Linked DNA regions of Mus musculus: regions 1, 2, 4 and 5 are each linked to region 3. A link is a loop called in an ENCODE intact Hi-C map of the cell type or tissue named here. Cell type or tissue: heart. All regions are shown on one strand. Region 1 holds the start of Ajuba (ajuba LIM protein). Region 2 holds the start of Gm41153 (a long non-coding RNA gene). Region 3 has its middle 26 kb from the start of Dad1. Region 4 holds the start of Oxa1l (oxidase assembly 1-like). Region 5 has its middle 2.7 kb from the start of Slc7a7.

Region 1 (5,000 bases), 350 kb before region 3:
ATGCTGGGGGTTTAAAAAAAAAAAAAGAAGAAGAAGTCAGATATGTCAGCTGGTCAGTGGTGGCTGGCACACACCTTTAATCCCAGCACTCAGGAGGCAGAGGTAGGCAGATTTCTGGATTCCAGGCCAGCCTGGTCTACAGAGCAAGTTCCAGGACAGCTAGGGCTACACAGAGAAACCATGTCTCAAAAGACCAAAAACCCCAAAACCAAAACAAACAAAAACAAACCAAAACAAAAAAGAAGCCAGCTGTGTATATAGAGTATTATTACAGTTTTTGGTGATGAAGAAGGCTTGCTAAAGTCAGGCCTGGTAGCATGTGCCCGAAGCTCTAGCATTCAGGAGGCAGAGGCAGGAGGATTTGATTTTGAGGACAGCTCTCACAACAGTCAAATTCTGTATCAAAACAAAGGGCATGGTGACTTAGTGGCTCTGCTGGCAAGCATGACAACCCAAAGACCTTCATGGTAGCAAGAGAAATGTAAGTGGTCCTCTGGCTTCCACATGAGCATCAAGGGGTGTGCTTGCATAAGTGCACGTGCACGTGCTCACACACTCATACACACACACACACAGATACACACAAACAAATATAAATATGATCAAAAATAAATAAAAGAGGGCTGCTTCTGGAGCTCCAGCCCCAGGCTGGACTTCCCCTGAGGGCATGAGCCTACTGGGTGGGGCGTGCTCCATCAGGGCGCCTCTTTGTCCTCTAACAGGAAGTTTCTGCTTCCTATTACCCCAGCTGTTCGTCCCAGCTATGCCCACTGTAGCCAAGCCAGACTTTGGGTAGGCCTTTTTAGGAGCTTCAAAACTTTTCTTACGTTTTCCTCTTCTCTTTCATCTAGGGTGGTGGTACACAGCTTTAATCAGCACTTGCGAGACAGAGACAGGAGAATCTCTGAATTCAGGGCCAGCCTGCTCTACATACCATTCTAGGATAACACAGAGAGACCCCATCTCAAAAAACTAAATAACAGGGTCACTTTCCTCTTCACCCCCAAAGTCAAAACTTCTAAATATTAGAGGTGTGCTGAGACCTCAGACATCCCTGGAAGACCCTCAATCATCCTTGCATCAGGGGGTAGGGGTGGGGGTTGGGCAGGACCCTCATGCTAGTTGTGAAAAAGCTGCCCACAATGGGTTGCAACCTGACAGGTTACTTCGTTACTGATGTTTTTAGCCTCAGAGGAAAATTTAGAGATCAGAGAAAAGCTGTAGTCTTGACCAGGGACAGACTGGCTATCTAGAGAAATCAATTCTGAGTTAAAATACAACTTAGACAAAGAGGTCAGTTTCCTTGTCCTTTTGGTGTGGTTTGGGGACGCCCCGTAGCCCTGACTGACACTGAACTCACAGATCATCTTGCCTGTGCCTCCCTGAGTGCCTGGGTTAATTGCAGTGTCAGAATCCCTGGCCTTTTTGTTTTGAGAGAAAGGTTTATGTAGCACAGGCTGTCCTAGAACTCACTACATAACCCAGACCGACCTCAAACCATCTGTTCTCCTGGCTTCAGACTTCTCAGTGCTGTGAATAGGTACGCAATGCCTGCCTTCTCCTCCCCACTCCCTAGGGATATAAAATTATAAAAGATTCTCAAAATATACAAATGAAAATAATATGCATGAGTTGTGTGCGTGTCATTTTCATAGACCCTAAATACAAAAAGGAAGCCAGATGTGGTGGCCCAGACCTTTAATTCCAGCACGTGAGAGGCAGAGGCAGGCAGGTCTCTGAGTTATAGGCCAGTCTGGTCTACAGAGTGAGTTCCAGGACAGCCAGGACTACCCAGAGGAACCCCACCCCCACCCCCACCCCCACCCCGTTTGGGGGTGGGTGGAAAGAAAGTAATTTCCCACCATTTCCTATCTCTCACCATCTGAGGTGTTATTTTTGGATAGAAAACAAAAGCTGCCTGGTTCTGGTTTTAGTCAAGCGTGTCTTTCCTTGATCATTGGTCATTATTACGTCTTACCCCTTTCCACCCTCAACATTTATCTAGTCCACTCCCCTTAAGAATGGCTGTCCACTCTGCCATCAGCCTCTTATGAGGAAGCCATGAGAGGGTCGGAGTTGGGAGAGTGTAACCTTGCCTGAAAAAATCACACTTTTTGATCTCTAGCCACCTAAAATGCTCGCTAAAAGTTTCACTTCTCAACACCAGGGGGTGTCTCTTCCCGTGTCTCGCTCTATTGCCCTTAGGGTTGCCTTAGTCCAAAACCTTTCTCCGTGTTTTTATGTACACACTAAATCTTCCTCTTGTCCCTCTAGCGACAGGGATCAGCCTGTTATTTTCCTCGCTTCTTTTCATATAAGCACATAAACCTCGTATCCTCCCACTCCACCATCAGAGAATCATGGGGCTAGAAAGTGCTTTTTTTATTGCAGCTTATCTGTTTGTCTCTCAAGTCTCCGGACCAACTTGTCCTTTCCCTGCTTTATGCATTCGTTGGTCTTGCAGCTCCCACACTTCTTGCCTGCGCCTCCTTGCCTCTCAGAGCTATCTTTACACACGGGTCTCTGGACCTCCTACATATCCACCTTTCATCTTCCTCTTACGGTTGGCCCCCTGTCTTATCACTTCTGTGACATCTCTCACCGTCTCCCCCGCAGTCCTCACTCTAGGAACAGTATCACGATATTTCTGTAGAACAAGCCCTTTTCTTCCCAACGTTGATGGATACATTCCACAGTGCCCCTCCGCGCATTCCAACTGTAAACAAAGAGTTCCTTTTCACTCCCCCTCCCCCAGTCTAAACTCTTGAATTTTGTGGACGCAGCTGCCCAATCTGCCCCTTGACCTTTTACGTCCTGTCTGCAGCTCTCCACCTCGGAGGCAGCTTCCACAGTTCCCTGCTTGTGATGCCCAGGAAATCCTTGCGCGGACACCTCAACCCGGGGTGCACACCGCGCTCCGCCCTTCCCGGAAAGTAGATCCGGCCAGGCAGACAAAAGTTTGGAGAAGTTGGGTCCGTGCAAGTGAGAGCCAGGGGGGCGGGCCGGGCCGGCGGGCGGTGGCGCGAGCGGACGCGTGGACAGACCTGCGGAGGACAGCCGCTACCGTGGGCCCTGCCAGCCGCGCGCGGACCCTCTCGCTGGGGCATGCTTCGGGATCGCGGGCACCCGGCACCTGGGCCGCTCGCTGAGCCCCCGTGAGTGACTTGCATCCCAGGAATCCGAGCCCCGGGGAACTCGAGCCCGGCCTCTGGCCGAAACACTGCAGCGTGCCGGGCGAGGAGGGGGCTGCAGGCCCCAGATCCGTGGGCATGGAACGGTTAGGGGAGAAAGCCAGTCGTCTGCTAGAAAAGTTGAGACTCTCGGACTCCGGCAGCGCCAAGTTCGGCCGCAGAAAGGGCGAAGCGAGCCGGTCTGGGTCTGATGGGACCCCCGGAGCAGGCAAGGGACGCTTAAGCGGGTTGGGGGGACCTAGGAAGTCAGGACACCGTGGAGCGAATGGGGGGCCTGGAGATGAACCTTTGGAACCGGCCAGGGAGCAAGGGCCCCTGGACGCCGAGCGGAACGCACGCGGCTCCTTTGAAGCGCAGCGCTTCGAAGGGTCCTTTCCCGGGGGGCCGCCGCCCACTCGAGCCCTGCCTCTGCCTCTGTCGTCGCCTCCTGATTTTCGGCTGGAGACCACGGCTCCAGCCCTTAGCCCTCGCTCCAGCTTCGCCAGTAGCTCGGCCAGCGATGCGAGCAAGCCATCTAGCCCCCGGGGCAGCCTGCTGCTGGACGGAGCCGGGGCCAGCGGAGCCGGAGGTAGCCGGCCGTGCAGCAATCGGACCAGCGGCATCAGCATGGGCTACGACCAGCGCCACGGGAGCCCGCTGCCCGCGGGGCCGTGCCTATTCGGCCTCCCGCTGACCACTGCTCCTGCGGGCTACCCTGGAGGGGCTCCGTCCGCCTACCCGGAGCTCCACGCTGCCCTGGACCGACTATGTGCCCATCGGTCCGTGGGATTCGGCTGCCAGGAGAGCCGTCACTCGTACCCCCCGGCCCTGGGCAGCCCCGGAGCTCTAACCGGAGCCGTGGTGGGAACAGCGGGTCCTTTGGAGAGACGTGGGGCGCAACCCGGACGACACTCGGTTACAGGCTACGGGGACTGCGCCGCGGGGGCCCGTTACCAGGACGAGCTAACAGCATTGCTGCGTTTGACCGTGGCTACCGGTGGGCGAGAAGCGGGTGCTCGCGGGGAACCCTCGGGGATTGAGCCGTCGGGTCTGGAGGAGTCTCCTGGTCCCTTCGTTCCAGAGGCCTCCCGATCACGGATACGGGAGCCAGAGGCCAGAGAAGATTACTTTGGTAAGTAGGAAAGAAGAAGCTAGGGAACCGAGAGACCGGTCAATGTGTGCGGTTACCCATCGCCCCGACAGCACAAATTGCTGGGGCCGGGAGTTGCAGGTGGAGACCCCAGATTTTTCTAATATGGAAAAGGGCGGACCCTAGAGCACTTGCTCAGTCCAGCCAGGTTTCTAATGGAACCAGGCTGATGATCCCTGACAAATTCAACTCTTGATTTTTCTCGGGAGTCCCATTTTTCTCAAGCATCGTGGCACGACGGCCTGTCGCAGTAGGAGGCCTCGGAAGGAGGAGGAGGCGCTGCGGGGCCAGGAGAGCATCCTCTCGCGCCCCCCTCGCGGCTGGGCTCCTGCAAGCTCCGGCGTGCCGCGCCCCCACCCGCTCCTTGCTCCACCCGTAGGAATTCGGGGAATGCGCGGGGGGCGGGGCGGGCGGCCGCGTGCGTGCCGACTCCTGCCCTGGCGCTCCAGGTGCCGTGGGCGACGCCCGCCAGGCGGAGGGGTGGGGAGCGTGTGCTTGCGTTGGGGGATGTTTGCTAGCTCCCGCGCAGTCTTGCCTGCTGTCGGGGAAATGGAGCCTGATAGGGAAGCCTGATAGGAAAGCAAGGATTCAAGTCCTGCCCGGTCCCGCCCCAGTCCTGATGGTGAGGTGTGTGCTGGTGGCCTTTTAAAATAGGCCAGTACCTATCCGCCTGTTTTCAC
Region 2 (5,000 bases), 270 kb before region 3:
TACCCTCTCTGCTCTAGCTTTATAGAATTGGTGTATTTCGGGGCTCAAGAGATGGTTCAGTGGTTAAGAGAGCTTGAGTCTCTTCCAGAAGACCCGAGTTCAGTTCCCAGTACCCATGTTAGGTGGCTCACAACTGCCTGTAACTCTGGCTCTAAGAATTCAATGCCCTTTTCTGATCTCTGTGGGTACCACACACAGCTGGCACACACTCAGATAGACACATTTGAAAAGCATGATAGGGAGACAATGGGGACAGACTAGTGTTGGTACACAGGTAAAATGAGCACAGTATGCTACCTTCTAAGGTCCCATAGGGTTTCACCAGGGCCTTTTCTTAGTGTTTTCTGCCTTTTCTTCCATTCTTGTGCTATTCTCGAGGCAAGGATGGAACTCTGAAGAACTGGGGCCACTTTTATGTATTTAGTGTCTAGGTTTATTTTAATTTTATGCATATAGGCATTTGCCTGTATACATGTCTGTATGCTATGTGTGTGCAGTACCCACAGAGGCCATAGAGGGGCCTTGGATCTCTGGGGACTGGAGTTACACATGGTTGTAAGCTGCCATGTGGTGCTGAAAATTGAACCCAGGTTCTTTGGAGAAGTCTGTGGTTTTAGTTGCTGAGCCATCTCTCCCAGTCCCATGGGACCATTTTTAGTCACCAAGAAGAGCTTCTGCTGTGACCCTCTGGGAACGGACTCTGCTAAACGAAGTGTCCATGAAAGGAGCATGAGATCCATACCGACACTGGACACGTTTGTCCCTCTACGTGTATCTGTGCATCTTCAAAGTCGTCATTGCCCTTCTCCAACACTCTAGTGAGTTCTCCATTCTTCCCCCATTGGTAAAACCATGAGCAATAGTGTAAGAAATTAACCTTTATCCTATAAGTTCCCAAGAAGAACCTGTAGGGCATCCAAATACAAAGGACACTGGAACATGCGGGTGCATCCAAGCTTTCTCTGCCGGACAAACACCATAGACGTATTGAGAAACATGATGTAGGCTCAGCTTCTTGCTAGGAGGTGTGGGAACTGTCTCTTCTGTCAGGCATTTGGGATGCCTTAGGGAACTTTCCAGAGCTTGGTGGAAGGTGGGATGCCATCACCCTTCCTATGAGTACTTGTGCTTCTCCACCAGCTCTCTGTTTGACCTTGAGTCAGAGGACAGAGTAGGACTGCTCTCCATTACTTGCTGTGTGCGTCCCCTGTGTGATCCTCACAGTTAAAACTGCTCCTTTCTGTGAGCTCTTCTCAATGGATTTTATACTGGTTATCTGCATACATACATACACACATTATATGCATATATATACATATGTATACATACATGCATGCATACATACATACATACTGTACTGGCTAGTTTTGTGTCAACTTGACACAGATGGAATTATCACAGAGAAAGAACCTTCAGTTGAGGAAATGCCTCCATGAGATCCAGCTGTAGGGAATTTTCTCAATTAGTGATCAAGGGGGAAAGGCCCCTTGTGGGTGGTGCCATCTCTGGGCTGGTAGTCCTAGGTTCTATAAGAGAGCAGGCTGAGCAAGCCAGGGGAAATAAGCCAGTAAGTAACATCCCTCCATGGCCTCTGCATCAGCTCCTGCTTCCTGACCTGCTTGAGTTCCAGTCCTGACTTCCTTTGGTGATGAACAGCAATGTGGAAGTGTAAGCTGAATAAACCCTTTCCTCCCCAACTTGCTTCTTGGTCATGATGTCTGTGCAGGAATAGAAACTCTGACTAAGACACAGACATAAACTTCTACAAAAGGCAAGTTCCTGTTGAGATGGTTGTTGTCTACCAGTGTGTGGCCTTAGTTGGGGCAGCTATCTGCTGTTGACTTCTGAGCCCAAACCTTGATGGTATAGGGGTCTGAAATTTGGTAATATGCATTTCATCCTCTTTGTTGTGCTTAGCCTTCAGGAGTAAAGTGGGCAAGTGTCTCACACCAACGTGAGGGTTCCCATAGGTATCTGGGTTACATTCTCAATCACCTGACTCCCTCCATTATCTTAGCTATCTCTGAACCTTCTGGCCACTTTGACTTCCTCAGTGCCTAAGGACAAACCTCCTCTTTCCACCAGATGGCGCTGTGACAGCACTGCCATCTGGCGTTCTGTGGTCCAGAGAGGCCTCTGAGTTTACACCCAGTCTGCCTTTAGGCTCTGCCTCTGACCTATGGGATTATGGGAATCCCAGTTCAGTATCCAAAAATGGCATGGGCATTGTACCACAGGGCTCTTCATACTTGATGTCTACAACCTTTTCTCTTTTAAAAAAGGTGTGTGTGTGTGTGTGTGTGTCCCTCTGGGTGAGCAGTACCTTTAATCTCTTAGTTATCTTTCCAGCCCCCTACAACTGTTTACTAACCAGCTCTTACCCCTTGCTTTATATAGTTTTACCTGGGATAACAGATTTAAGACCAGTGAATTCCAGAGAGTCAAGTATTCCAAGAGTAGGTCTGTTGAGGGGCACCGTCCTCTGCTTGCTTGGCACAGCAGGGGTTATGCTATGCCAGAGTGTGGCTCCAGGCCTAGGAGCCAACCTAAAGGAGAGGACCTGAATTCAGGGGCAGGGTTCTGTGGAGATCCTCCATTCTTTACTGATCACTATGGCAACAGAATGCTAAGACTTTATCATGCTAAAAATATGGATAATTGCCCTTAGGTTTTAATTTGTCAGCTCTCAGCCTTCTAGGTGGGGTGATGGTTTTGTGGGATGTTAGCCTCCAGATTTACTTTCTACACTAAAGTACTAGAGGTTGGCTGGCGACACAGGCAGCCACTGGACTAGGACTTGGCTAGGTCCTAACTCGTGTCCAGAGCTCTCCCTGCCCCAGCCCTTCCATCCCTCAAGCCTATCTTACTTTATTCTTTGGGCCTATGGGAAGGGAACAAAAGAATGATATTCTATTTTTAGGTAGGAGCTGCTGGCTATGGCCCAGTCCCCTATAGTTATCGATTTGGCTGCTAATGTATCTTGAGTGGTGCGGGGACTATTTTTTGTTAGTCATTCTGAGGCTGCGAACCGGACCTCACAGTTGGCTTAGACTCTTCTTAACTGTTATACTCACAGACAGTTTCCCTTCCCTTTTCAGATGGGCCCCTATTTCTGTTTGATTTCCTCAATAGTCCCACCCCCGACTTTCCCCAACCATCCCCTTTCTGAACACTGGGTCTTCTACATCAGTCTTTTTTTACTCTATTCTTCTTGTTTGTTTGTTTTTTTTTTTTTTTTTTTTTTTTTTTTGGTTTGTTTGTTTTCAACACAGGGGTTTGTCTGAGAAGCCCTGGCTATCCTAGAACTCACTCCATAAACCAGGCTGGCCTTAAACTCAGAGATCTGCCTGCCTCTGGCCCCCAAGTCTGGGATTAAAGGCGTGCGCCACCACTGCCCGGCCTCTTACTCTGTTCTTACTTCACTGGAGAGAAAGACAACACGGGTGTAAGGAAACATCTAAGACAACTTTTGCGGTACTTTTACCCCATATAAGGTGGCAATGTCTAGTACATAACAGCTGGTGCCACTGTGTGTGACTCAGCGCTGTTACTCATCCCTCCGTAGGGGGCGGTTAGAGTAGAGAGAAGCTGGCAATGAAGAGTCCCTGTCCGGGCTAAGATAGAAGAAACCTCCCTCCAGTTCTCCCACCTGAGTACAGGTAGGAGGATTCAGTGAGACTCTGACCCAGATCCTTTCCTGGAACAGCTAGCATTATCCAACTAACCCTCGGTTCTAAATAGGCTTCTCGCTTGACTTGGGCTCTGTTGTAGGTTGGCTTCCTGTCGTTTTGACTAAACACTAGGCAAAAACAAGTTGGGGAGGAACGGCTTGATTTCATCAGTGATGTCCTCCACCATTGAGGGGATCCAAGGTGGGCACTTGAAACAGAAACCACGGAGGGACCGCTTCCTTCCCGGATTGCTTCCCCAGGTTTGTTCAGCCTCCTTTCTTAGACAGCCCAGGCCCACTTGCCTAGGGATGACCCCGCCTACAGTGGGCTGGGCTTCCTCCTTTCTTAGACAGCCCAGGCCCACTTGCCTAGGGATGACCCCGCCTACAGTGGGCTGGGCTCCTACATAAATTAGCAATTGAGACAATGCTCCACAGACATGTAACTAGAGGCCAGTCTGGTCCACTCAATTTTTCAGCTAATGTTCTCTCTTTCTAGGAGTGAAAGGTGACCGCAAAACCTAATCAAAGACGTCTCCTACTGTATGCTTATGTCTCTTCTAAGACAAGACCTTCCTTTGGTTTGCTGTGTTCCTGAGCTGGGGAGTTTGATACCTAGCACCATGTTTTGTAGCTTACAAGTGCTACTAACTCCAGTTCCAAGGGATCTGATGCCCTTCTTTGGTTTCCTATGGTATCCACACAGGTAACATTCAAACACGCACACATACCACACACACTTGCACACACATGTGCTAAATCTTTAAATAACTATGTTCTTTTGTTTGAGACATTGTTTTGTTATGTAGCTTGGCTGGCCTCAAACTCATAGTACCCAGCCCTGCTTCAGTCTTTCACGTAATTTTTATTTTATTTTTATTTTATGTGTATGAGCATTTGCCTACATGTTTGTCTGTGGACCATGAGTGAGCCTGACAGAAGAGGTCAGAAGGAGGGGGGCATTTGAGTCCCTGGGACTGGGGTTAAATATGATTGTAAATCACCATGCAGGTGTTGGGAACCAAACCTAGGTCCTTTGCAAGAGCAGCAAGTGAGCTTAATTGCTGAGTCATCTCTTGAGTTCTGGGATTACAGGATGGTTCACCAGGCCAGGTTTCTTCTGTGTGTGTGTGTGTGTGTGTGTGTGTGTGTGTGTGTGTGTGTGTGTGTGTGTAGACAGGATCCCACACTGTAGCCCTAGCTTGCATAGACTGTGTAGCTCAGGCTGGCCTTAAATCTGTGGCCACTGGCATGCGCTAGTTTCCCAAAGGCTGAGGTTACAGTTGTTTGCCACATCTGGCTTGCAGTTTGCTGTGTTTGTTTTGAGTCT
Region 3 (5,000 bases):
TGAGTTCAAGGCCAGTCTGGTCTACAGAGTGAGTTCCAGGACAGCCAGGGCTACACAGAGAAACCCTGTCTCGAAAAACCAAAAAAAAAAAAAAAAAAAAAAAATCGCGTCTTGCAGTTTTGTTGACCACAGTCTTTTAGGTTTACCTTGGGTATTTCCTGCCCAGACTGACCATGAAACAGACCAGTTGCTCCCACAACCTAAACCATGTTATTTGATCCACTTCACTCTCAAGTTCTGCCAGTCCCATCTTACGTCTGTCTGTGCTTCTTCCATCTGGTGTTTTCTTTATTTTTCCTTGGTTGATAAATTTAATGTGGATGTTTCAGAGAATGGAAGGAACTGGATGGTTTCAAAGTGGATTTCAGGAGGGCTTCAAAACTGGAATCCTGTGGCCTCTCTTTTTGTTTTTGTTTATTTCTGTTTATTTATTTATTTTGGAGACAGGGTTTTTCTGTGTAGCCCTGGCTGTCCTGGAACTCACTCTGTAGACTAGGCTGGCCTTGAACTCAGAAATCAGACTGCCTCTGCCTCCCAAGTACTGGGATTAAAGGCGTGCGCCACCACTGCCCAGCCCTGTGGACTCTGGAAGGGTGGTATGCTCACATTTCCAGGACAAACACACCCTAGGATATTGTAGGACACACTGGCTGGAGGAGGAATGCTTCTCAGAAAACCTGCCTTGAGGGGAGGTGCCTGGAGCGATTGTATCCTGCTACTACTGGCTCAAGGAATCCTACAATCAGGGAAGCCCCTGGGGTGCCAGAGAGGAGGGAAAAAAATGTGTCTCCTCACAGGTGATACAGTGAGAAGCATCAGGGGGGCCATGGGATACCGTGGGGTCCTGTGGTCCTGAAAAAACTGTGACCTTGCAAAAGCTGGAAGTCATGGAAGGAGTAACAGATGTGCGTGATAGAAGCTACTGGGGCCACAGTCACGGGCGAGGTGGGGGACCGCTGCTGAGCGGGGGACCTGGCGGGCCCCAAGCCTATGTGAGCGCCGGCATCCTCACGCAGCAGGCTGCTTTTATCGCAGCATGGGTGCATCCGAGCAAGCGCGCAGGATTATGGTCCATCCTTTCGCTCGTGCTGCCATCCCACTGCTTTGTGTCTGCCTGGGGATTTCGGTTCGCGAAGCATTAGCATACCATTATCTCCTCAGACAACAGGGAGAGAAGGTGGGCATGCATTCCGGTCTCCGTGTGAATAATGGAAAATGGAGAGAGACAGGGGAAAGTTAAATGTGCCACGAAGGACACTGAAGCTTACAGACCCTGCTTTGCCTGACCCCTGCCTGCCTGAGGACTGCCAGGAAGATATTAACAGAGGCCATAAAATTACAGCCATTACGTCTGTCTCCCATGCTCACACAGTGCCCGGACTGTCTGTGCCTTGACTTTAGGCAATCTTGAGTTTAATTTACACACACTGAGGTGCAGCAAACCCAGGCTTTCCAGCTGGATGCATTTTGACAGGCATCTACCCCGATGTGCCCATCATCCAGGTTCAGATCAACCGCCCCGAATTCCAAACCCTTGTTCTCCTTTCCCATCAGTCCTTTCTCCCTAGAGACACCTAGCATGTGAGTACCTGTTATGGGCGACCCCTTTGGCCATTTCTTAAACTTTAGTTGTATGGAGTCAGAGTCCCTGAAACCTGACACAGTGTCTGCCCTTTAACAGGTATCCCGCTGGAAGAAAGCCTTCGTTTCTAAACTACCTGAGAGAATGTTGGTACAAAGAGGAGAACTGAGGCTGCGGGTTTACAGGCTACAGAGTGAAGTCATGGATCCTGGGCCTGCCGGGCCCCATATTCCATCTCCTGGCTTCCAACAGGGTAGTTTCTTTCTGGGTTTCTCTTGTAGCTAGGTCTCCTAAACCTGGGTAGGCAGTGCCCCCTGCTGCCTGAAGGCCTGACCCTAGACTCTTTGCAGGCAGAGAGGATCACACAAGTCTGGAGTCCAGTGACTGGCACAGGGCAGGACCCTGTGAAACAGAAGCCACTTGTCATTTTATTTTCCTTTGGAAAGAGTTTTTCCGTAGGATGCAGGGATTTTCTTTATCCCGAATAAACACGCCGAGGGAGAAAGCCTTTTGGTGGAGTACTGCTGCCCCCGTGTGGCTACCTTAAGACACTACAACAGAGTGGGACTCCCAAGACGAAAGTTTTTCAGGTTTCAGGTTCTGCGACTTCCTAGGACCCTGAGAGACAGATGTCCACTAGGGTTATCTCTTGACACTTAAATTTCCTCCTGGAGTGGAAATGAGAGCGAATGGGGCTTCTTGTGGAAGGTATCTGTTGGGGAACGAGCCTTAGCTGTGTGTGTAGGCAGCTGCCTCTTTCACAACCTGTCCAGCACAAGCTGGACTGGACATAGACTTTCTCCCTTGAACTAAGTATATAGACTTGTCTAATTTGAGGGCAATAGAGGTCAGGGGAGGGGGACTTCTTGGGAGTGGAGCCGCAGTGCCTCCCCAGCCGGCTGCTGTGAATGGGTGTTACCACCAAGACCTGCAAGCCCCACCCAATGTGCTCTCCGTGGCCTTCTTTTCTGCACCTGTGGTTGGGCTGCGGTGTAACGGCCCAGCCTACCTCTTCTGGGCACGTGGCCCGGAGAGATCTTATCTCTAACTCTGTATTTTTAACTCCTCTTTCCAGAGGATGTGGCTTCTGCGGGAGAGCTTCAAAGGGGGACCTGTTTGCCCATGTCAGCAGCCGTGACGTCATGGAAGTGGGAGGCTGTTCAGACCCAAACACCTGGAGGGAAGTGGGAAACTTTTTCCATTTCCTGTTCTACTTCTGGCTATTGATTCACTATCTGACCAGCTTACCCATTTCAGGGTGCAGCTGTCTGTGTGATTCTTGGAGGAAATCCTATGCCTTGTGTGTCTGTATGAAAGGAGACAGCTGTGTTACCCATGTGGCTTTTACCCAAAGCAGGGCTGGCGATCCTTCAGACTGCCCCCCACCCCACCCCACCCCCACCCGTAGCCAGTACATGCAAGAGTTACAGTATTTGACAGGTCTCTCACACTCACCTCTGGGAAATATCCCTCGGGGACCCAGACTTCAATCTTGTCCAGGGCGGGGTGGGCTGGATATAGACTTCCTGCTTTGTAAACCGGAAGCCCTTCTTCCCACATGTTGCTCGAGGAACTAGGTTTCAGTGGGTTTGTGTGGGTCACTGGGGAAACTGAAATGGACATTAAGTGACCTTTGGCCCTGGATGCTGGTTCTCATGTAGGACCAGAGTCTTTAGACTTTTAGAAGCCAGTGTTTCCTGGTAACTGTCCTGCAGGATTCAGTCAACAGTCATGAAGCTAATGTGAGTCTGAACTCTTCAAGGGCGCACCACTCAAGCTCTGATTATTCTAATAGTTTTTGCCAAGCTACTCTATTCCTTGCAAAACCGAGACAGTGGCTCACCTGGCCTCTGTTAACGCCACTACGTTCCCTCTCCAGCTCAGGTCCCTCCCAGTGACTGTGTTGACCGTCATGATGTCATCTGTTGGTATCTGTTGGGTGCAAGGTACTGCACTAGGTATGGAGGAGCTACTGGTGAGCAAGGTATTCCTCCTATCCGAAGGGTCATCTATAGTCCCTTGCCAACATGTCACCTGGTAATAAAACACTATTAGATTTGATATTAGACATGAGCTTTGGGAGTTGGATTTTATGGTATACCCCAAACAAAAATGAGACAAAACTAAACCCTTGAAGCCTCAGGGGGTGGCCTGAGTGGTCAGAGCACACACCTGTCCAGCCTGCCTGTTTCTGGACTGAACTGTGACTCCAGCTGCACCGGACAACGTTGCAGAACACTTTCCACAGTTCTAGCCTTGGAACGTGAAGGGTCCGTTTTTTTTTCTGCCTTCAGAGCTGGCCTGCAGAAAACCCCTTAGGGAGTAAGGGCATTTATCTAGACTCTAGAGATACCCATTTTACAGCTGGCCCTGGCAAGGAGTTTGCTGGGCTATGGGTGCCTTCTCTTCGGGAGTTGGTCCAGACTGGTCTGGGAGCAGTGGCAGCCTTGTGACCATTGTCATGTCTTCAGGTTTCCTCAGTAGCCTCTTCCAGACTAAGCAGTGAGAGACCCAGAGTCCGACGTCGAAGAGTCTCTGCCTGTTCCCCACACTTGTTCAGCTCCTGTGGAGATTTAGCCTCAGCTGTGGGAGAAAGTTCTTGTTCTGATTGGATGGCGATGAAGTTGACTTTGATCTATCAGTGGCCTCCTGTCTGCCTTGTCCCGGCCTCGCTTGAGTTGGGGCTGGAAGCTATCTATATTCACTTCACCGCTGTGGGAGGCCCTTCAAATCCCTGCCACGTCACCTCACTCTGGTCCTCAGGTGACGTTAGGGTTCTTGTGACCTCTGGATGTTGCTCTCTGGGGACACTGGGCTAGCATGGTTCAACCGAGGCTGGGCCTCTTTCACGTTTAGTGAGGAGGTCTGTCTTTGATTCCTATACTGCCTTCTAGGCTTCTTACTCTGTTCCATTCCCACAAGGTCCCCCTTCAGCCTCTGCATTATGGCAGCCAGTTTTTAGGAGCCCGGCATCTCCTCAGCCACCCACGCTTTCTTTGCCTGGATTTTTTTTTTTTTTTTTTAATAGAACAAAGTGAATTACCACTTTAGGAGCAAGGAAAAAAAAAAAAAGACAAACTAATTTGCCCTAAGTTCTTAATGGTTGATAAAGGCTTGCTGCACTAACCTTCCCATGGGCACTTTCATCTAATACAGGGAAGAGAATGGTTTAATTAAAAGAAATCCCCAGTGGTAGTCTTTGGCATCGTGTCAGACACTCGAGGAGGGGCGTGGGATTGAGGCTCTTCGCCCCTCCTCCCCTGTGTGTGTGTGAGGGTGGCCCTGTCATGGTGGTGTTTCCTGAGGCCGTCCCCGTCACTGGTCTCAGAAGGCTTCATTGTGGGCTAGAGATGAGGCAGTTTAGAAATGACGGGGTTCTGCGGTCACTCTAATCAGGGGTGGCCGGGAGAGGGAACAT
Region 4 (5,000 bases), 130 kb before region 3:
GTCCATACAACCCTGCCTTCAAAGGACAATATTTTTTGCCTCTAGCAGGATAACTTAAGAGAGTGTCTCATGGCTTCCCTTCAGGCAGGGAACTTGCTTCCCACATCACGGTTCCCAGACTTCAGTCATCTGAGTGAGCATCATGGTCATTGCCCTTCCCATATTCCAAATCAACAGTACTTGGAATCCTTTTGTTCTGTGCTAGAAATTGAACTCAGGGCCTCACACACATCTGGCAAGAACACAGACCACTGACTGAGCTGGCCCTCAGCCCAAAATTCTCTTTAATTCAATTTTTTTTCCCAATCTTTCTTTCTTTCTTCCTTCCTTCCTTCTTTTTTTTTTTTTTTAAATGGTAGTGGGTGGGTGGGAAGGTTAGTTTTGGAGGCAGGATCTTGATTGCTCTGTAGTTCAGGTTGGCCTTGTACATGCTAACCAAGAGCTCTGTTACTGACTACATCCCAAGACATGGCTCAGGGGCTAAGAGCTCCAGCAGAGGATCCATTTTCCGTCGTTAGCACCCTTGTAGAGCAGCATACAGCCACTGGTAACTCCAGCCTCAGGCTCTCTAATGGGCACTCATGTACACATGCACACCGTCACACACACACACACACTCATAACACAATATGATAAATCTCTCTGAGAAAAATCCTACACAGGCTTCTAAGAAACAGTATTCAAAGAATCACACAGATCACAAACACACAAACTCACAATCACATTTCACTTTATTGGCTTACCACCACTCCTCTGGTAGTGTCTTGAATATAATACAAAATTTAATTAATTAGTTAAATTTATTTATTTATTTATTTATTTTGGTTTTTCGAGACAGGGTTTCTCTGCATAGCCCTGGCTGTCCTGGAACTCACTTTTTAGACCAGGCTGGCCTCGAACTCAGAAATCTGCCTGCTTCTGCCTCCTAAATGCTGGGATTAAAGGCGTGCGCCACCATGCCAGGCAAATTTAATTTTTTTGTTGTTTTGTTTTTTGTTTTTAGAGACAGGGTTTCTCTGTGTAGCCCTGGCTGTCCTGGAACTCACTTTGTAGACCAGGCTGGCCTCGAACTCAGAAATCCACCTGCCTCTGCCTCTCAAGTGCTGGGACTAAAGGCGTGCGCCACCAACCGCCAGGCTTAATTTTTTTTTATCTTGTGTGTGTGATGTATGTAGGCATGCATGCCACAGCATGTGTGGAAGTCAGAGATGAACTTTGTGTGGCGCCTTCTTCCTTCATTATTTATTTATTTATTTTTTTTCATTTTTGAGACAAGGTCACACTACACAGCTCTATGTTGACCAGGCTGGTTTTGAATTCAGAGATCTATCCATCTCTGCCTCCCAAGTGCTGGGGTTACTAGGATTGTGCCACAACCTGCTCCACCTTTACTTGGGTTCCAGGGTTGGCACTCGGTTTACCAGGGTTGCAATAGCAAGAGCTTTTGTACAGCAGGGTCATTTTGCCTGCCCTACAAATTTCTCAGCACTTTTAGGCATTTCCTCACTGAGTTGCCTGAGATGAGAATCTACTTCTACTCCAAACAGGTTAATATTAGGAGGAACTTAGGAGGAGTGTGAGAACTCTGCTACACATTCACTGTCTCCCGCAAAACAAAACAAACAAAACAACACAGAACCAAAAGAAAGGGGCCAAGAAGTCGTGCTCCTTTCCTCAGCGGGAACCTCTTACCTGGGCTTCTGCAAAGAGGGTGGCAGATGTACTGATGCAGCGAGGAGTGAAGACGGCGAGAAGAGCACAGGGTGGCCGCCCGTTACCCCGGCGGGCTGCGAGGAGCTCGGCGGCCAGCGGTCTCAGGGACACTGCGACGCTATGGTACTGACCATGTGAAAGGAAGGGAAGGCCTTGAGTCCCAGCCGACCCGCCTCTCCCGCAGACAGCCTGCGGTTGCAGCAGTGGGGCGCTGCAACTCTGCTCGCACAGACTACAGGCCCCGAAGCCATGCACTGGAGCGTGCAGGGTGCAGCTCCGGTTAGGGTCTCCCGCATCCTGTTACCGAAGCCCGGGGACGGGGCCCAGAGGTCACGGCTCAGGGTCGCAGGCAGTTTCCAAACAGCTACAGAGAAACCAGGCCACCAACCCCGGGACGTAACCCGGTGGTGCCCTCACGCGACCGGAGGTCATGACTCGCAGGTCGCAGTGACCAGGTCAGCATCTGCTCGTGACCTCAGCTCAGGTGACAAGGACAAGGCAGCATCCCCGCGCTTTGGACGGAACCTTACCGAACGCTGGGGTCGTAGGAGTCGCAGAAGCTGCCAGCGACCGCACACTAAATTCCTCGCCATCTTGCCGGGAAGAGGGAACTTACTCTCGCGCACGCGCACTCAGAACTTTGACGCTGCGGGGGAGGCCATTTTGGAAATGGGCAGGCAGTCAGACCTGACGTCACAGATCAGGTAGTGAGGGAGAATGAAGACAGGCGATGGTATTTGAAGTGGTTTAAAAAAGTCAAGATTCCGCAGAGATTGAAACTAAGAGACAGAGGCAGGCGGATTTCTGAGTTCGAGGCCAGCTTGGTCTACAAAGTGAGTTCCAGGACAACAGCCAGGACTATACAGAGAAACCCTGTCTCGAAAATCAAAAAAAAAAAAAAAAAAAAAAAAAAAAAAGAAAAGAAACTAAGAGACAGGATGCGCTGTTAAGTGGCAGTGTAAACATAGCATATTTCCTGTTTTCCCTTCCATTTCCCAAACTGTAATTGTTCCCTGGGTTAAAATAATTCTTGGATTAAAAATGGCCTTTACTCTTGGAATAGTGCCTCAAATCTATAATCCCAGCATTTGGGAGGCGGAGGCAGGAGGATTGCCTAAAATTCGAGGTGAATCTTGGTTACCTATTGTGTTTAAGGCTAGCCAGGACTGCAGAGAGACCCTGCCTGTCACAAGAAGATAATGAATAAACAAAATCTCAAACTAGAATTAACCCCACAAACAGGCAAACCAGAAAGGCGAAAACAATAGCTTTTACATCTGTGCTTGGCGTGGGTTTTTTCTTACTGCAAGGTAATATTGTAATTACAGATCCAATGAAATTTGAAAGTAGCCTGGAATCTGACAAAGCTATAGGGAAGGCAGTTTCCGGGAAATAACCGAGGAAACTAAAGATGAAAGTTGAACTTGATGTCTTGGATCTGTTGTCTCAAGATTGTTACTATCTATTTGTAGATTTTGTTGTGTATTTTTTGAAACTAAAAGCTTCCCTAAAGCATAAATTGAAATAAGGTGGGTATGGTGCTGCACGCCTGTGATCCCAGCACTGAAGAGGAAGCTGACTCAGGTAAGTGGTGAGTTCAAGGCCAGCCAGGGTTAAAAATGGAGACCTTATCTTAAAAAAAAAAAGTAATGTGAAAAATAAATTACTGCTCAGGAAGGAGGGGGTTGATCACATATACTTCTTCATATGCTACTAGATACTTTGGAGGAATAAAAACTTATTTATTTCATAGATGTCGTGTGTTGTATGAGTGTACATTCTCGGAGGCCAGAAGAGGGATGGAGTTAGAGGTGTTTGTTGCATAAGTGTTGGGATCTGAACTCTGGTATTCACCATGGTGCAGCAAATAGTCTTAACCGCTGAGCCATATCCAACCCCGAAATTTGCGACTTTTATTTTGGAGAGAGAGAGAGAGAGAGAGAGAGAGAGAGAGAGAGAGAGAGAGTGTGTGTGTGTGTGTGTGTGTGTGCGTGCACATATTCTTATGTATGTACATAGCAGCTCACAACCACATACACCTCCAGTTCCAAGAGTTCTGACACCTTTGTCTGTCTCTATGGATACTAGGCAAGTGTGTGGTACAAATACATATAAGCAAGCACAACACTCATATATGCATGCCTAAATGTCTGTCTGTCTATCTATCTATCTATCTATCTATCTATCTATCTATCTATCTATCTATCTATCTATCATCTATTGTCAGATGTGGTGGGAACAGGCCTTTAATATCAGCATTCAAAAGGCAGAGACAGATGTCTTTCTGTGAGTTTGAGACCAGCCTGGTCTACACAGTGAGTTCTAGGACAGCAAGGACTGCATAAAGAAAGTCTGTCTCAACAAACAAGCAAAGCAAAAATCAAACAAAAATCTTGGAAAATTTTATCTTTTTTGTTTAGGCAAAATTAAATATTACTTTAAGGAAGACAATACACGCTAACAATTTCAACAATGTAATAGTCACATTATTTAATATCTGATAAAATTTAATAAGCATGATGTTCAATAAAAAATGAACAGAGCTAAAAAAAAAAAATCAGGGCTGGAGAGATGGTTCAGTTAACCTGAGTGTGATTCCTCACACTCATACAGTGGGCTCAAAACAGTCTCTATTTCCAAATCCAAGAGATTTGATGCTCTCTGCTAGTTCATCGGGTATCAGGCACTCCACATAGTGCACAGACATACATGAGGGCAAACACTCATACACATAAAATAAAAATAAATGATTTTTAAAAATATGAAATATCAGCCAGGTAGTGGTGACATACACCTTCAATCCCAGCACTACAGAGGCAGAGGCAGGAAGATCTCTGTGAGTTCAAGGCCAGCCTGGTATACAGAGTGAGTTCCAGGACAGTCAAGGTTACACAGAGAAACTCTGTCTGGAAAAACAAAAACAAAACAAAATGGGGAAAAAATCTGAAATATTAGTAGGAGCAGAGAAAAGTAAAACAAGCCACCCAGAAACAACAGAACACAGTTTACCCAGAAACAACAGAAAACAAGCCACCCAGAAACAACAGAACACAAGCCACCCAGAAACAACAGAACACAAGCCACCCAGAAACAACAGAACACAAGCCACCCAGAAACAACAGAGATGATGAATTAGCAGAAAAGAATGCTGCAGTGCCAGGTGTCAGGGTTTAAAGGTTGGGGAAAAAAATAAAGAAAGAAAGAAACTATGAGAGCCAGAAACAAAATCCGAGAGACTTAGATTGAAGACACAGGGGATGCAGCTCAGAGGGTAAAGTGTTTGCCTA
Region 5 (5,000 bases), 190 kb before region 3:
TGAATTCTTGAGTCCTTATCTGGAGTAATTTATGGAACAGCTGGCTGCCCGAAGGCCACAGTCACACCTGAACTGTGCAAATACTTCTTGTGCTGTGAAGTGCCACTCCCCTGGACACATATTTGTATGGTCTACATTTTCAGTGGTTTAATATGCCTACCAAGAAATGATATTTTTGATTCTGAATATAAAGAGGTTCGTCTAGTTTAAACTTTAAAAGTTTTATTTTATTTATTTTTTATTTATTTTATGTTTTGCCTGCATGTATGTCTGTGTGAGGGTGTCAGATCTCCTGGAACAGGAGTTACAGACAGTTGTGAGCTGCCATGTGGATGCTGGGAATTGAATGTAAGTCCTCTGAAAGAGCAGCCAGTGTTCTTAACCCCCGAATCATCTCTCCAGCCCCGTAAACACTTTTTTTATTAGTGTGTGTGTGTGTGTGTATCCACAGTGCATGTGTAGAGACTAGAGGACAACTTTGAAAAAAAAATTTTTTTTGAGACAAAGTTTCTCTATGTATCCCTGTCTGTCCTAGAACTCACGATGTAGGCCAGTCTGGGTTCAAACTCACAGGAGCTCACAGAGACCTGACTGCAGGGAATAGAGGGGTAAACCCTGCATACCACGTGTGGCCAGAGGACAACTTTTGGGAGTGGCTTTTTTTCTCTGTCCTCTGTGGGTTTCGGGGCTTAGATGAGCTTGTCAGGTTTTGAAGGCAAGCTGTTTTTCCTGCAGAAATATCTCCCCAGACCTCTCCTCGTTTTCAGTCCAGGGTCACATTTTCTCTGTTTCTGCAAAGTAAACATTTAACAGATATTTAAATAACAGTGGTTTGAAAAGCTGCCAACTTTAGGAATGTGCCCAGGGTGGCACAGGCCTAGTTGGTTTTTACCTAGTAACTCAGACCCGTTGTTGACAACTCCTCAGCCAATTAGAGATCTGAGCTGGGACCTCGCGCTCGCTGATATCTGAGTCCAAACTTGTCTGTACCCACAGGTGGCCTTTGTTGGTGTTCGTTGGCCTCCTTGGTTTGTTTTAGATGCTGAAATGGCACAAGCTGTTGAGCTAGGACTGCTGAGTTTCACTGGCGGGATCTTGAGATCAAAGGCATAAATAAGCCCAGAAGGCAGGTTGGAGAGTTTTAGGACACAGAGTGGAGGAGAGGCTCGGGAGGGCGCTTTCCTTTGCACTTAACTACTCAGCAAGCTAGGGCCACAAGGAAGGCTCTGGGCTGAGGTGGGGAGGAGGAGCCCGGCAGAGGAGATGCCCGGGTGGCAGCAGGCTCTGAGGACCTCCCTGTCTGACCAGGCAGTCTCAGCTCCGGCTCGTCCTCTGGCCCCTCCCCACCGCCGGCCAGAGTCACACATGTGTTTTCCTGTTTTCCATTTCGGTCCCAGGCACCCTCTGCCTTTTCTGCTCCTCCGTGTCAACAGCTGCTGAAGTCACACCCCCATTCTCTAACTACCACCCCTCACCCCAGTGTGCTGCTAGCCCCCTCCTCCCTGCACTTGCCCAGAGGTCTCCCGGACAGGTAAGAGGAGGGGAAGCAAGGGCAGTGGAAGTGTAGGGAGCGCAGGGGGAGGATGGAGTACCTGAAAATTGGCCAAAGAGAGAGAGGAAGAAGAACCTTATTTCTTGGCCCCTATCCCTGGCACTGTCTAGGTAGAGCTCTCTGTCCGGAGACTTCAGCTGTAGTTAATGGAAGCTCTGGTCAGAGCAGTAAACAGTTTTCTTTTTTTAATTCACTTTTTTTTTTTTTTAAGGAACGGTTTGAGCTATAGTGGAATATAGAAAAACAAATGGAGAACTGGAGAGGGAGGGGCTATGGAGCTATGGAGGCCTGGTGAGGAATCCAACTACACTAGCATGTATCTGTTTTGTTTCTGTTGTTAAGGGAGGCAATGCAGACCAGTTAAAGAGCGGAAGGCAAGGCTTGGGGTCTCTCAGGGGAGAGAGGGTGTTCTCGCAGTAGCTCACTGAGCTTGGCAGAGGAGTCTAGACTCCGAGCTGTGTGTAGGTTCCCGGAGGAAGGGCATTTCTGGTGGTGCTGTTGAAGCATGAAGCATGGTAGTTCAGCACTGGCTAGCTGCTCTGCCAGGCCCTCCGTGCCTGGTGTTCTGCTGCCTGCTCCCTGGAAGGCCTGGACTGGGAACTTCTTTAGGCTCTAGGATGAGTGTATTCTTTTCTGGAATAGCCATGATGTCCTTAGCGATGAGCACAGCAAAAGAAAGGGAAAACGACAAGCAGTGTGTCAGCATCTGTAAAATCTGCCCTGGCTGAGTTCCTCTAGAGTGGTGGAAGCGTTACAGTGAGAGCCAAAAGGGGTGTCTTCTTGCCTTTGGTGCTAGGCAGTGGTTGAGGAAAGAGGGGGCACTTCCATGAATGGCAGGCAGCCTGTCTTGCCTGGTTGCAGAGGCCTTACTGGCAGCTGGAAAGAGGATTCCATTTGTTGTACTTCCTGGAGAGACCACTAGGGCATGCTGTTTGCTGGGGTGTGGGTTCCATCCATCCTTCAATTCCTTAAGGACTTCACTGGTTTTTGTTGTATATTTGTTTGTTTGTTTGTTATCAATCATGAGCTCAACCTCCTGGACCCTCACATCCTTTTCTCCCTTATTCTTTCCAGGGATTCACATTTGAGTCTGTACTCCACTGACGGCAAGGGCATTTTGATCCTAAAAGGGCAGGTGTCTTGATGTGTGTTTCTGTGTCTTCAATAGAAGTCACAGTACTCTGGGTAGACATTGTCACTTCTCTCTCTCTCTCTCTCTCTCTCTCTCTTTTTTTTGTTTTTTTTTTTTTTGGTTTTTCGAGACAGGATTTCTCTGTGTAGCCCTGGAGCTCACTTTGTAGACCAGGCTGGTCTCGAACTCAAAAATCCACCAGCCTCTGCCTCCCAAGTGCTGGGGTTAAAGGTGTGCTCCACCATGCCCGGGCGTCACTTCTCTTTTTCACCCCAAATGACAATGGGAGGTGCAGCCGGAAGGCAGTGACAGTGATTCCACCCAGGCTGTCCCCCTAAAGACTGCAGATTGCTTTCCAATCTAATCTTAGTCCGCCCTAGGTAGGTAACTCATTAGGGAGCCACCTGGGGTGGCTTCCTGTCTAAAGGGATGGTCTGGTGACCAGAGACAATGACGGGCCAGAGAGCTGGAAGCTGAGGAGACAGCACAGCTGTGTGATCTTCACTGCCTGCCTCCTCTCCACTTGGCACCCTGCAGAGTGTGTGGTACCTGCTTCCTGGCTGCATACTTTCCATCGAGCTAATGCATTGAAATGCACAGTGGGGTGTCTGGCCTGGACAAGGACTCAGGCAGTGTTAGCACTACCATCATGGACGTGTTTCAGGGGAGGCTGGGAGGAAAGGGCAGTGTCTTCAAGACGGATCTCAGATGTATGTAGGGCTGCCTTGTGAGAAATGCAATCTTTAAAATTTTTTTAAAAATTCATTTTTATGTGTATGGGTGTTTTGCCTGCATGTGTTTATGTACCGTGTATGTATTAGTAGCTATGGAGTCCAGAAGAGGGCATCAAATCTCCTGAAACTGGAGTTGTGAGCTGCCATGTGGGTGCTGGGTGTGGTGCTCGGGTCTTCTCAAGAACAGAAAGTGCTCTCAACTGCTGAGCCATCTCTCCATCCTCAAAGCACAGTTTTTGGGAGGCCTAAGCCCAGCATCCCATCTCGGTTTAGCTAAGAACATCAAGGGGCTGGGCTGGGAGGGTGAGTGAGCATAGAGATGAACTGTCTCTGACTATTTCTGTAGAATAACCAAAGAGTGAAGAAGAGGTAGAAGAAGAAGGGATACACAGTTGGGTTTCAGAACAGGTAAGCTGCCAAAAAAGGCTCAGTATACCAGAGTTAAAGTCGATTATAAAGGTAGAATAAACTGTGATTTCAAATTGTAGAACTTTTTCTGTTTATTCTGGGCCTGTCTAACATAGTTCAGTGAAACCTTATTTCCACACTATTTTTGTGCCTTGGGGGTAGGTAAGCGCTCTACCATTGAGCTATACTCCAACTTTCCATACACACACACACACACACACACACACACACACACACATACACACACACATTATTATTATTATGTTAGCTTGTTTTTTTTTTCTTTTGAGGCAGAGTTTCTCCTCATAGCCCTTGCTGCCCTAGAACTCACTCTGTAGACCAGGCTGTCCTTGATCTTTGAACTCAGAGAGCTCCCTGCCTTTGCCCCCAGAGTGCTGGGTTTAAAGGTGTGTACCACGGTGCTCAGCTAATTTTTTTATTGTAGTGCGCGCACGCTCGTAGAACAGTAGGAAATTTTCTCCTTCCATCATGGGCTTCATCTTGGCAGCCCCTCTCCCCCTCCCCCACCTTTGACATGGGGTCTCTAGTCTGGCCTTAACCAAATAGGACCCTCCTGTCTCAACCTTCTGGATGTGGGATTACAGGTATGAGCCATTCACGTCTGGGCCTCCATATATTTTTAAGAAATGGAGGAAAGCTTGTACTGAGACCTACATAGGAAGTTTTGGGCGCTCCAGAGGTTGTAGTGTGTTTCCCTAAGAATGAAAGAGCATAATGGTGGAATGGAGTTGGATCTAGAAGTTTGATCTCATTTCTGAACCATATTTCTTTTGAAATCGCTCGAGGGTCAGACTTTGGGGGTGATGCCCCGGTTTAGAGGCAGCCACCCCTTTCTCTGCATGGGGAAGTGTACAGCGATCTCACTTAGAGCGCCACATGGGGCGTCTGAACCACTCCCATACTTCCGCCAATCTCAGCCTGTGAACAATGCGTCCCATTCTCTAACCTTCCTGCCTTTCTTGTTTCGGGTGAGAGAGAGAAGTGAAGTTTGGGTGGGCCATGGAGGGAGGACACATGGGGAGAGGTCTGTGCCACCAGTGCTCTGTACTTGGTAACTTATTAGACTCTCTGGGGTTTCAGAGAGCACACCCAGTTAGTTAGCTGTCCCTTCCTCTGGGCCTCCTGTCCCGGGGCAGAGCTGACAAAGGAGATT

Evidence for each region. A loop is a pair of places that touch in the nucleus more often than their neighbours do. Peaks named below come from ENCODE experiments on the same cell type or tissue, not always from the same donor. Only the 100,000 strongest peaks of a DNase experiment are listed, where the experiment ranks them.
Region 1: it touches region 3 in a loop (8-fold over the local background); 8 of 42 quality-filtered maps call a loop at or near these places.
Region 2: it touches region 3 in a loop (11-fold over the local background); 12 of 42 quality-filtered maps call a loop at or near these places.
Region 4: it touches region 3 in a loop (2.4-fold over the local background); 6 of 42 quality-filtered maps call a loop at or near these places.
Region 5: it touches region 3 in a loop (4-fold over the local background); 26 of 42 quality-filtered maps call a loop at or near these places.

Annotation. Positions count from the first base shown.
Region 1 is chr14:54,575,534-54,580,533 of GRCm38, reverse strand. Ajuba (ajuba LIM protein) reads left to right here and starts at 2,873. Exons shown (of 8, transcript NM_010590.5): 1 at 2,873-4,302. The coding sequence starts at 3,270. In heart, a CTCF peak has its summit at 2,171; DNase peaks (open chromatin) are centred at 703, 2,943, 3,683, 4,693 and 1 weaker place; H3K4me3 peaks cover 3,289 bases; H3K27ac peaks cover 3,432 bases.
Region 2 is chr14:54,491,506-54,496,505 of GRCm38, reverse strand. It overlaps Gm41153 (a long non-coding RNA gene), which reads left to right and starts at 3,593. Exons shown (of 3, transcript XR_874629.1): 1 at 3,593-3,659; 2 at 3,772-3,931; 3 at 4,170-4,193. In heart, a CTCF peak has its summit at 2,082 (motif pointing right); no DNase peak of the experiment used is centred here.
Region 3 is chr14:54,225,205-54,230,204 of GRCm38, reverse strand. No RefSeq gene overlaps it. Among named protein-coding and RNA genes, the nearest start is that of Dad1, 26 kb to the left of the region's middle. In heart, a CTCF peak has its summit at 2,106 (motif pointing left); DNase peaks (open chromatin) are centred at 1,984, 2,614, 3,034 and 4,884; H3K4me3 peaks cover 2,100 bases; H3K27ac peaks cover 3,492 bases.
Region 4 is chr14:54,358,161-54,363,160 of GRCm38, reverse strand. Oxa1l (oxidase assembly 1-like) reads right to left here and starts at 2,320. Exons shown (of 10, transcript NM_026936.3): 1 at 2,244-2,320; 2 at 1,693-1,839. The coding sequence starts at 2,306. In heart, a CTCF peak has its summit at 1,954; a DNase peak (open chromatin) is centred at 2,240; H3K4me3 peaks cover 1,753 bases; H3K27ac peaks cover 1,573 bases.
Region 5 is chr14:54,410,411-54,415,410 of GRCm38, reverse strand. It overlaps a transcript of Slc7a7 not described here. Among named protein-coding and RNA genes, the nearest start is that of Slc7a7, 2.7 kb to the right of the region's middle. In heart, a CTCF peak has its summit at 2,465; DNase peaks (open chromatin) are centred at 1,490 and 2,390; H3K4me3 peaks cover 828 bases; H3K27ac peaks cover 1,500 bases.